Linked DNA regions of Homo sapiens: regions 1 and 2 are each linked to region 3. A link is a contact called in ENCODE Hi-C or POLR2A ChIA-PET data. All regions are on one chromosome and are shown on one strand. Each heading gives the region's core, a stretch centred on a gene start or an enhancer-like site at or near the end of the contact. The rest is flanking DNA. Distances are from core to core; before and after follow the strand shown.

Region 1 (3,742 bases), core at 759-3,258, 390 kb before region 3:
TCCTCCAGACACCTTGAGGGTGGGGTTTCTCCCTCCACAGTGTGCACACGGGGACACGGAAGTCAGGAGCGAAGGGGCTTGCCCCAGGTCTCACGGCCCCTGAGCTCATTGGGTATAATTTGAACTTGCGACTCTGCCTGTAGACGGTGCTTCCCCTCCCCGTGGGCCCTGCAGGTCAGGACCGGTGGGGTCTGGAGACACAAGCTGGGGAGCTCGCTGACTTCTAGCCTCGCTTATACGACTCCTTCCATAGCCCTGGGTCTTAGGTGGTGGTTCTTTTTTTTTTTTTTTTTTTTTGAGGCGATGTCCTGCTTTGTCACCCAGGTTGGAGTACAGTGGCACAATCTGGGCTCACTGCAACCTCCGCCTCCCGGGTTCAAGCGATTCTCTTGCCTCAGCCTCCCCAGTAGCTGGGATTACAGGCATGTGCCACCATGCCTGGCTAATTTTTGTATTTTTAGTAGAGATGAGGTTTCACCATGTTGCCCAGGCTGGTCTCAAACTCCTCACCTCAGGTGATCCACCTGCCTCGGCCTCCCAAAGTGCTGGGATTACAGGTGTGAGCCACTGCTCCTGGCCGGTGGTTCTTTTTTTTTTTTTTTTTTTTTTTTTAATTATTGGCCAGGCGCTATGGCTCATCTCTATAATCCCAGCACTTTGGGAGGCCAAGATGGGCAGATCATGGGGTCAGGAGTTCGATACCAGCCTGACCAACATGGCGAAACCCCGTCTCTACTAAAAATACAAAAATTAGCCAGGCGTGGGGGTGCACGCCTGTAATCCCAGCTACTCAGAAGTCTGAGCAGGAGAATCACTTGAACCTAGGAGGCGGAGGTTGCAGTGAGCCGAGATTGCGCCACTGCACTCCAGCCTGGGCGACAGAGTGATACTCTGTCTCCAAAAAATATATATATATAATTTTATTTATTCATCTGTGTATGTACCCACCTAGGTGGTTCTCACAATGCAGGAGAGGAGTACAAGTTAAAAGCCGGGCACAGGCCAGGCATGGTAACTCAACGCCTATAATCCCAGCGCTTTGAGAGGCTGACGCGAAAGGATTGCTTGAGGCCAGGAGTTCAAGACCAGCCTGGGCAACATAGTGAGACTCCATCTCTACAAAAAACAAATGACCCAGGTGCAGTGGCGTGTGCCTGTAATCCCAGCTCCCTGGGAGGCTGAGGCAGGAGGATCACTTGAGCCCAGGAGTTGGAAGCTGCAGTGAGCTATGATCACACCACTGCGCTCCAGCCGGGGGCAACAGAACAAGACCTTGTCTCTAAACAAAAATTTAAAAATACAAAAGCGGCCGGGCGCAGTGGCTCACGCCTGTAATCCCAGCACTTTGGGGGTGCCGAGGCGGGCGGATCACGAGGTCAGGAGTTTGGGACCAGCTTGGCCAACATGGTGAAACCCTGTCTCCACTAAAAATACAAATATTAGCCAGGTGTGGTGGCGCATGCCTGTAATCCCAGCTACTTGGGGGGCTGAGGCAGGAGAATTGCTTGAACTTGGGAGGCGGAGGTTGCAGTGAGCCGAGATCGTGCCACTGCACTCCAGCCTGGGTGACAGAGCGAGACTCCGTCTCATTGAAAAAAAAAAAATAGAAAAGCTGGTGCCATTGAACTGCAGAGCTGGGCGCCGGAGTAGTCTCCCTTTCTCTGGCTCTCTTGTCCCCACGAAGGACTCACCGCCCAGGGTTCCTTCTTCCCGCACCCCCGTCTTTCACCTGGTGGGCGTTCGTTTTAGCAACTTGTAATTGTGGATAGGGATGTTCCTAAATGGATTCTGCTGAGACTTTTAAGAGAGTCACCAAGGCTAAATATGGTTCTGGTTTTTGGAACTGTTTCCCTCAGCAGCGGAGTTGTGAGTGTAAATTGGCTTAGAAGAAAAACGCCATTTAACCTTGCCTAGGACAAAAATAAAACATGGCTGAGGGCAGTCTCCTCTTGGACTCAGTTCAGAGACCGTGTGAGATTGTCCGCCAGGGGGAGCTGGAACCTTGGGGAGCCTCCCGCTGGTCCCTAGGGCTGGCTCCCAGGAGCCGGGCCCTTGCTGCCCAGGCCACCCGCAGCAGAGACCATCGTGGCTTCCTTTGCTTTGGGCTTGAATGGCCAGAGCCCTCGGGGAGCAAGGACCTGGGGGCTTAAGTGCAGCCGTGAGGAAGCGCACTGTCCCGGGAAAGGTAAATAAAGTGCTCCCTAATGGCTGGGGAGGTTGCTAAGAGGCGGTCGGGGCCCAGTCCCTGCAGAGGCAGCCTGTTTTCTTCTCCGGCCAGCCTCTCAGGCTTTCTGCATCGACGTGCCTTTGCGATTCACTGGGCCCCGTTCTTGTTTGTTTAGTGATTCCTGTAATAGGTTCTGCTAAAGACATTCATTTGTTTAGGGACAGGGCTGGGGGATGACAGCATGACTTGGTTTCTAGCATCCATCTGCTGTGGCCAGGAGTCCCTAATGGTCTTGTCTCCTGGCGTAGGTGCAAAGCTCCGGGGTCGGCGCCTGCCGCCTCTCGGCTTTTAGGGCCAGGCCATCTGGATTAGGCGGTTTCCCTCTTAAGCTCGGTAAACTCCACAGACTGTGACAGATCCCCTTTCCAGCTGTCACACCACCTGGCTGCATGCTGCCACCAGGGGAGGGTGGTCGAATTCGGATCTGGTCAGTAGATCAAGTGCCAGCATCCTGGCAGGGGTCTTCCGGCCAAGCCAGGCAGGGTCACTTTCTTTGCAGTTGGCACTTAAGAAAGGAAGAGAAGGCCAGGTGCAGCGGCTCACGCCTGTAATCCCAGCGCTTTGGGAGGCCAAGGCAGGTGGCTCACGAGGTCAGAAGATCAAGACCATCCTAGCCAACATGGTGAAACCCCATCTCTACGAAAAATACAAAAATTAGCTGGGCATGGTACTGCATGCCTGTAATCCCAGCTACTTGGGAGGCTGAGGCAGGAGAATCGCTTGAACCAGGGAGTCGGAGGTTGCAGTGAACTGAGATTGCGCCACTGCACTCTAGCCTGGTGACAGAGCGAGACTCCGTCTCAAAAAAAAAAAAAAGAGAGATGCATATCTGCTTCTTTGCATAAAGAACCTCTGGAAGGCCAGGCCTGGGGATCACACCTGGAATCCCAGCACTTCGGGAGGCTGAAGCAGGAGAATCACTTGAGCCCAGGAGTTCGAGACCAGCCTGGGCAACATGGCAAGACCCTGTCTCTACAAAAAATACAAAAATAAGCTGAGCATAGTGGTGCATGCCAGTAGTCCTAGCTACTTGGGAGGGTGAGGTGGGAGGATAGCTTGAGCCCAGGAGTTCGACATTGTAGTGCGAGCTATGATTGTGTCTCTATAATCCAGCCTCGGCAACATAGTGAGACCTCTGTCTCTACAAACAAACAAACAAAATTAGCCAGGCATGGTGGCACGTGCCTGTAGTCCCAGCTACTTGGGAGGCTAAGGCGGGAAAATCACTTGAGCCCAGGAGGTTAAGCCTGCAGTGATTGCACCACTAGACTCCAGCCTGGGCAACAAAGTGAGACTCTGCCTCTTTTTTGTTTCTGAGCCAGAGTCTTGCTCTGTTGCTCAGGCTGGAGTGCAATGGCGTGATCTCGGCTCACTGCAACCTCTGTCTCCTGAGTTCAAGCAATTCTCCTACTTTAGCCTCCTGAGTAGCTGGGATTACAGGCGCCTGCCACCATGCCCAGCTAATTTTTGCATTTTTAGTAGAGACGGGGTTTCACCATGTTGGCCAGGCTGGTC
Region 2 (3,873 bases), core at 1,126-3,625, 420 kb before region 3:
CCTGCCTCAGCCTCCTGAGTAGCTGGGATTACAGGCACACACCACCACACCCAGCTAATTTTTTGCATATTTCTAGTAGAGACAGGGTTTCACTATGTTGGCCAGACTGGTCTCAAACTTCTGACCTCGTGATCCGCCCACCTCAGCCTTCCAAAGTGCTGGGATTACAGGCATGAGCCACCGCGCCCGGCTGGAGACAAGGTCTTGTAACAGATACTTAATGTGGGTGGTGTCGGGAGTGAGACAGTGGGAGAGTTCATGAGTAATGCTTTCCTTCACGCAGAGGCAAACTGTTTTTGGTCCTCTTTTCTGTTAGGGATTGAAAAGAACCCACTCACCAGATCAGTGTCCTGTATCATGTTTCAGAGGGTGTGTTGATCTCTTCTGGTAAAACAGATGCCATGGCTGGGCGCGGTGGCTCAGGCCTGTAATCTCAGCACTTTGGGAGGTGGAGGCGGGCAGATCACCTGAGGTCAGGAGTTGGGGACCAGTCATGGCCACCATGGTGAAATTCCGTCTCTACTAAAAATACAAAAAATTAACCGGGTGTGGTTGTGCACGCCTGTAATCCCAACTACTTGGGAGGCTGAGGCAGGAGAATTGCTTGAACCCAGGAGGCGGAGGTTGCAGTGAGTCGAGATCATGTCACCGTACTCAAGCCTGGGTGATAGACTGAGACTCTGTCTCAAAAAACAAACAAACGAACAAAAAAACAGACGGCACGCTTGACACAGCAGCTATGAGTTGGACCATGCACTTGCCTAAATGTATGGTGGTCCCCTGTCCCCTACCACAGTCCATCTTTTTTTATTTTTTGAGACGGAGCCTCGCTCTGTCGCCAGGCTGGAGTGCAGTGGTGCGATCTCGGCTCACTGCAACCTCCGCCTCCCGGGTTCAAGCTATTCTCCTGCCTCAGCCTCCCAAGTAGCTGAGACTACAGTGCGTTCCACCACGCCCAGCTAATTTTTGTATTTTCAGTAGAAATGGGGTTTTACTATGTTGGCCAGGATGGTCTCCATCTCTTGACCTCGTGATGTGCCTGCCTTGCCCTCCCAAAATGCTGGGATTACAGGTGTGAGCCACTATGCCTGGCCAATCCATCAGTTTTTTTAGGAGCCAAACAGGTGAACTCAATGGGGAGCTACCCATTGGATAGGAATCACCACCCCTCTGAATCTTTTACATCTTTGAAGGTGGCACTAGCATCTACAATTCCATGTGGCAAACAGTGTGTGTTCTGATTGAATACTGGCTGGGTCGAGACAGGGTAAGGGGACCGATGTGAATGGCTAAGTTTATCTATCCCAAATGGTGGCAGGGAACTTACTACCAGGCGGGTCCATAGACACATTTATTTTTACTTTTATATTTACATTTAATTTAATTTTTTTTTTTTTCAGAGACAGGGTCTCACTCTGCTGTCCTGGCTGGAGTGCAGTGGTGCAATCATGGCTCACTGCAGCCTCGAACTCCTGGGCTTAAGCCATCCACCTGCCTCAGTCTCCTAAGTAGCTGGCACCACAGGTGCACACCATCACGCCGAGCTAATTTTTAAATTTTTTTGTAGAGAAAGGGTCCCACTATTTGCCCAGGCTGGTCTCGAACTCTCAAGTGATTCTCCCACCTTTGTCTTCCAAAGTGCTGGAAGACTGGGTCCGCCGCAGAGAATACATTTCATAGCCCGGGAGACTGGTGGTTTCAGTGCCTTCATGAATTTTACTCCCTGTAGTAAGAGGCTTTCCATGAGCAGTCTTGTGGTCACCACATTTTATTAGTGGGTTTTCCCCAGTCATCTTCCATAAAACAGGCCTGCACAGGCTGGGGGCGGTGGCTTATGCCTGTAATCCCAGCACTTTGGGAGGCCGAGGTGGGTGGATCACTGGAGGTCAGGAGTTCAAAACCAACCTGGCCAACATCGTGAAACCCTGTCTCTACTAAAAATACAAAAATTAGCCGGGCGTGGTGGCGTACGCCTGTGGTCCCAGCTACTCGGGAGGCTGAGACACGAGAGTCACTTGAACCCAGGAGGGGGAGGTTGCAGTGAGCCTGTCGATAGGTTTGAGGGGACCTGGGCAGGGGATGCGAAGGCAGCAGGGAATCGTCCACTCCAGCTCGCTGTCGCTGGAGGACGGCCTGGGGCGGCGTGGGAGCAGACCGGAGCGGAGACGGCTGCAGCAAGGCCAGGTAAGAAATGTCGCGGGGCAATAGCAAGGGAGCAAAACAGGACACGCAGTTTCGCTAAGGGACAAGAATCCTAATCCCGCCCCTAACCCCGCCCCTCACCATCGCCACGCCACGCCTCCCTGAGCCTTGGGCTGCCGTCAGCGCCTTTGCCTTCAACCAGGAGTAAAAGTGGCCGTAGCCTCTTCCGGCGAGGACTGGTGTTAAGGGTCACGCAAGATGGCGGCGCCCAGAGGCTGCTGAGGCGCGGAACGGAGGATGGCGCTGGTGGCGTTGGTGGCTGGGGCTCGGCTGGGGCGGCGGCTGAGCGGGCCGGGGCTGGGGCGAGGGCACTGGACGGCGGCCGGGCGCTCCCGGAGCCGGCGCGAAGCGGCAGAAGCCGAGGCGGAGGTGCCCGTGGTCCAGTACGTGGGCGAGCGCGCTGCCCGCGCCGATCGCGTCTTCGTGTGGGGCTTCAGCTTCTCGGGGGCGCTGGGCGTGCCTTCCTTTGTGGTGCCCAGCTCCGGGCCCGGGCCCCGCGCCGGCGCCCGACCGCGCCGCAGGATCCAGCCCGTGCCCTATCGCCTGGAGCTGGACCAAAAGGTGCAGGCCGCGGCTTCCTCCTTCTCTCCTTCTCTCTCTTCCGCGCTCCCGGCCTCCCTCGACCTGTTCGGCTCTCTTCAAGAAGTTGGCTCCTCTGGGTGGACAGACTTCCGGCAGGACGACCCTCGAGCTGGCTGCAAGCCCAGGAGGGGAAGGCGTTAGGGGTGGCCATCAACATTTATTGGGTGGCAGTGCCAGATGTTGTGCCGGGTCGTGTCATTCGCTTAGCACCCAGTGAGTCGACAGTTATTCCCAATTACAGGGAAGGAAGGGGAGGCCCAGAGAGGTTGAGGCCCGAGGCCCCACCGCTGCTAGCTGTTTATATGCGGTGGAATTCTCACTCAGGCCAGCGTGACTGCAGGAGTTCTGATGTTAGGAAAGCAAAATTCAAAAGTCCATTGAAAATGTATACCAGCTGAGGTGTTTCAATGAACAACTCAGAAAGGGGATTTTTTTGTTTTAATTTATTTTTTAGAGACAGGGTCTCGCTCTGTCGCTCAGGCTGGAGTGCAGTGGTGTCATCATAGCTCACTGCAGCCTCGACCTCCTGGGCTCAAGAGATCGTCCTGCCACCTAGCCCGGCAAATTTTTGTATTTTTAGTAGAGATGGGGTTTCGCCATGTTTGCTAGACTGGTCTTGAACTGAACTCAAGCGATCCGCCCGCCTTGGCCTCCCAAAGTGCTGGGATTACAGGCGTGAGCCACTGTGCCTGGCTGAAAGAGGATTGATTTTAAAATCAAACCATCTTTGGTCTATATCCAACCTCACTGGAAGCCCCGGTTTTCTCATCGGGTCAGTGAAGGGAGGATTGATGAGAGTGTAGTTAAAACACCCAACAAAGACCTTGGGGTTGTCACTGTGTTAAATTCACAGTAGCTGTAGTACTGAGTTTTCCTTTTCATGGTAATAGCCTGAGTACGTAACGGTGTAGTGTCAGTGAAAAGCATGCAGTCAAGTTACTCAACCTTTAGAAGCCACACTTTCTCATCTGCCTTATACTACTGCTAACAGCAATAAGAAATAGAAAATATAATAACAAAAGCAATAACAAAAACTAAACAACAACAACAAAAAGCATACAATATAGGCCAGGTGCGGTAGCTCATGCC
Region 3 (4,079 bases), core at 269-2,768:
AAAAAGAAAATTAAGCCGAAAGCGATGGCTCACACCTGTAATCCCAGCACTATGGGGGGCCAAGGTGGGAGGATCGCTTGAGCCTAGGAGTTCAAGACCAGCCTGGGCAACAAAGTGAGAACGCATCTCCACAAATAATTTTTTTTAAAAAAAGGAGGTCAGTAGTCAGCAAGAGCTGCGCATCGCCAAGAGTGGACACTACTCCAACAGCACCCCACCTGTGAACATCCCCAGCCGCAAATCAGCGCAAATCCATAACCTAGGGAGGACAAAATTCGCTACACGAAAAAGCAAAAGCTGGATTAAGAAAAAGTGGAGAAGTCGGGGAGCGGGAAGGAGACAGCTTTTTCCATTTCATTTTCCTTCTTCCTCTGCACTCCCGTCGTCTGGGTGCTGGCTGAACCCAGACGGCTTAATTTTCATGGCCTAAAGCTGAAGTTTTCCTTCCGGTCATTGTGTTTATTTCCCCCAAAGAACAGGCCCCGCGGGGCAGGCGCGCCGGGCCGGCCCGGGACAAAGCCCACTGCGGACTCCACCTGGGAGCGGGGCGGGGCGGGGGACAGCGCTCCCGCTCCCCCGCCCGCCGCAGTTACCAGGCAACGCGCGGCCCCGCCCCCGCGCCGGTTGGCCAATCCCGCGCGTCTGCTGCCCCGGCGCAGGAGCCCCAGATACACCAGGCGAGCGCGACCCCACGACGGCTCGGGCCTGGCACCGCGCGCGCCCCCGCACCGCCTAGCCGGCCAATCAGCGCGGCGGGGCATGCGCAGCCCGCAGGGCCGCTCGCTCGCTCGCGCGCGGGATCGCACGCGCGAGGCGCCCCCCCACCGCACGCCGGTCGGCGCGCGCGCCCCTCCCCCACGCGCACTGAGGCGCGCGCGTGCCACTGTCGTCCCCCGCGACCGCGTCCGTGCCGCCCCACCCCCATCGCCTCGTTTCGGCCACTGCCAAGGCCGGCGGGGCTCGAGACCCGGCGAGGCGGTGGGGGTGGGGGTAGGGGGAGGCGGCACGGGCGCCCCCCAAGGCCCCACACCGCGCGCGGCGGGCCGCGGCTCCCAGGCCCCTGTCCCTGCAGGCCCCGGCGGGGCAAAGTCTCTAATAAAGGCCCCCGCTCGCAATGGCCCCCGAGGCGGGGGCGGGGGGCGCGGGGATGAGGCGAGAGGGACTCACCCGAGTGCGGCCGCCTCCAGGCAGCTCCGGGGCCGGGGGTGCCGAGGGGAGGCGAGTGTGGGCCGCGCGCGGGCTGCGGCCGCCGCGGAGCAGCCTCGGCTGAGGGGAGCTGGCGAGCGGACGGGAGGCGAGAGGGGGCGAGGGGCCCGTGCGTGTCGGTCGCGCTCCTGTCACCGCCGCATGGCCGCCCCGCAGGCAGGGCCTCGCTCAGCGCCTTGATCCGATCACTGGGGGACAGAGGCAGAGGCCGGGGTGACCGCGGCAGGCGGGCGGCCGCGGCTGGAGAGCGCGTGCGGGGAAGCGGGGGGGCGACCGGTGGCCCCTTTTCTCTGCTCTCCCAGCTTCTCTCTCACCCTCCTCCTCCTCCTCCTTTTTTTTTTCTTTTTTTTCTTTTTTTTTTTTTTTTTTTTTTTTTTTGTTCCTCGAAGGCGCGTTGCGCCTGCGCATCCGCAGCGCCGCCCAGCGGGAGTTGTAGTTTCGGATGCGTTCCCCGTCAACGCGGCGGCGGCGGTCGTGGACTACAACTCCCAGGAAGCACCGCGCCGGCTAGCCCCGAACCCGAGGACGAGGCAAGCGCGGCGCCCGGCCCTCTCCAGCAAGGGCTGTCAATGGAGGCGAGGGTGGTGGGAGCGAGAACATGGCTGCACCTGGGGCCTGCGCGGCCGCCCGGGTGGGGGAGGGGAGCCGGGGTGCAGAAACGGAAATCTGGACGGGTGGTGGCTCCGGCGTCGTCCCCACCGAGCGCCAGCCGCCGTCCAAGTCCGCCACTTGCTCTTGCACCCCACATTCCTTGCAAATTGCGAGGCAGGGAAGCTGCAAAAGCCGGGGAGCCCCGGGCTGGGCCGTCGCCCTCCTTGCTCTGCAAAAGGGGAGTCCTTCCGCCTTGCACCACCCTCCAGGACACAAAGAACTCCTCTCTAGTGTTTTCCAAGCTGGCCTCCAAAGAGACCGTTGCCCCCAAGTTCGGACAGGCGAGAGGGGAGGAGACCTTGTGTTTTAATTCCTCCCCCAGACCCTCCGCCTCTATCTCTCCCTCAGGATTTGGAAGGAAACTTGCAAGGGAGTGGGAGCAGAAATCCTGACTCGTAGCTCCTGTTTTGTTCTGTCAACCGCGATGCGATTTAACTCAAACTCCTCCCCCTACCACTATTTTTTGCTTCTCAACTTGAATTAGCCGGTGGGTTTTGAAAATGGAGAGACATTACTGTTCACCTAAGTTAAACTCCAAAACTTTACAACCCCGAGGCCGACGATTTTTAGATGTTTATGTAAAGCACGAGATTGAGTGGTTTTTTGATTCCCGCCCGCCCCCCCACCCAGTACCACCCACTGGGGATTCGGGCCACGACGGCCATCCTCCCCCCACCCGCCGCTTCTCGGTAGGTGGCGACCACGACGCTTTTTCCAGCCTCCAAGCCTTTGTCGCTAGCGAGAAAACTTTCCGAGCAGCCAGTCTTTTGATGTGGGTTCCAAAAACCTTTCCTTTCAATCTGGGTTCTCCGATTGGCATTCCCCATCGTCTCTCTTGCACAGACCGCACCCAATAAAGCCTCCTCTAGAATTTTCATGTTGGATTTTTTTTGAAAAATACATGGAGAGCGTAAAGCTCACCGGAGAAGCAATCTGATTACAGAAGCCTGAATTTTTGCGATTTCCCGGACAATGTCTAGGATCCCTTCGGTCCTTGCCTAATAAGATTGTGACTCTCCTTTGTCGATTGTCTCGAAAGTCATTCATTAAGTTTGCACAAGAGCAACTTTCTTTTTGCACTTGTATTTCATTGACATTTAGTAATATTTAATTAAATTCTCTATTCCCAATACCACGTGCCACTGGCATATATTTAGGAACAAATTTAACTCTTGAGAAGCCTATAACTCACTCTAGTAAGAGCAGCCAGCCTACGAGATGCAGATTTCAGCTGCTGTGGACTTCAGTGAGTATCTTTTGTTGAGAGAGTGGTTTCTCCACCTGGAGGGGTCAGGGAAAGGATTTCCTGGGTATAGTGGAGTCGTGGAGTAGAATTTGGGGGGATGTTACAAAGTGAGTTAGCAAGGCAGAAGTTTATTTAGCCAAGATGACTCTTATCATCGTGAAAACGTTTGGAAGGTAGTTCCTTTCTTCTATGAATTTGTTTAGTGGTTCACAGTGGAATTTTTTTTTTGAGACCGAGCCTCGCTCCGTCACCCACGCTGGAGTGCAGTGGCGCGATCTCGGCTCACGGCAACGTCTACCTCCCGGGTTCAAGTGATTCTCCTGCCTCAGCTTCCTGAGTAGCTAGGATTATAGGCGTGCACTACCACGCCCAGCTAATTTTTGTATTTTTAGTAGAGACGGGTTTCTACTAAACATGTTGCCCAGACTGTTCTCGAACTCCTGACCTCAAGTGATCTGCCTTCCTCAGCCTCCCAAAGTGCTGAGATTACAGGCGTGAGCACCGCACCGGGCCCACAGTGGAATTTTGCTGCCTCTTCATAAACAACTCCAACTTCTTTGAGACTGAAGCAATTCCTAAAACGGTTAGGTCAACATGAGCTGGTTTTGAATTACCTCTAGTCAGAAAGCTGTCTCTGTTGAGGCAATGTGTATGCAGACAAAGCGTTTTTCTGAGCATTTTGCCATTAAGGTTTGTAACCCTCAAATTCATGTGTTACAGTCATAAAGATCTTGCGTGTTCTGTCTTCATTAAGGTCTGGCTCACTGCGGCTTGTTGGAACACTTGTCAACCAATTTCTCCTTCATCTTAGTGGCATAGATACTACATTAATTGTGGCCATTGTTATAAATCACTTTGGATACTATCTCTCTGCAAAGCTGGGGTTTTGTTTTACTTTTTTTTTTTCCTGTTTTTGAGACAGGGTCTTACTGTATCACCCAGGCTGCACTGCAGTGGTTCGATCACAGCTCACTGC

What was found. A loop is a pair of places that touch in the nucleus more often than their neighbours do. ChIA-PET counts read pairs that join two places held with the same protein, here RNA polymerase II (POLR2A). Pooled maps may share reads with other maps.
Region 1: a pooled map shows a loop between it and region 3 (4-fold over the local background). The contact joins the enhancer-like site here to the promoter of GTF2I in region 3. A Hi-C loop is called at or near these places in 2 of 50 pooled maps. POLR2A ChIA-PET finds 5 or more read pairs at or near these places in 3 of 52 experiments (WTC11, activated T-cell and naive thymus-derived CD8-positive, alpha-beta T cell).
Region 2: a map with no recorded cell type shows a loop between it and region 3 (4-fold over the local background). The contact joins the promoter of RCC1L here to the promoter of GTF2I in region 3. A Hi-C loop is called at or near these places in 1 of 37 single-sample maps with no recorded cell type and 1 of 50 pooled maps. POLR2A ChIA-PET finds 5 or more read pairs at or near these places in 1 of 52 experiments (BJ).

What each region holds. Positions count from the first base shown.
Region 1 is chr7:75,044,822-75,048,563 of GRCh38, reverse strand. All of the region lies in intron 10 of RCC1L (RCC1 like), which reads left to right. Among named protein-coding and RNA genes, the nearest start is that of RCC1L, 27 kb to the left of the region's middle. RefSeq lists an enhancer at 2,166-2,665. Within about 2 kb of position 2,008, at least 8 of the 41 ENCODE cell types and tissues checked have a DNase peak (open chromatin) inside an H3K27ac peak, as active enhancers do.
Region 2 is chr7:75,072,304-75,076,176 of GRCh38, reverse strand. RCC1L (RCC1 like) reads left to right here and starts at 2,375. Exons shown (of 11, transcript NM_030798.5): 1 at 2,375-2,763. The coding sequence starts at 2,440. RefSeq lists a silencer at 2,470-2,689.
Region 3 is chr7:74,655,157-74,659,235 of GRCh38, reverse strand. It overlaps GTF2I (general transcription factor IIi), which reads right to left and starts at 1,518. Exons shown (of 35, transcript NM_032999.4): 1 at 1,168-1,518. RefSeq lists silencers at 359-878, 949-1,238, 1,259-1,438, 1,809-1,968 and enhancers at 1,539-1,588, 1,609-1,728.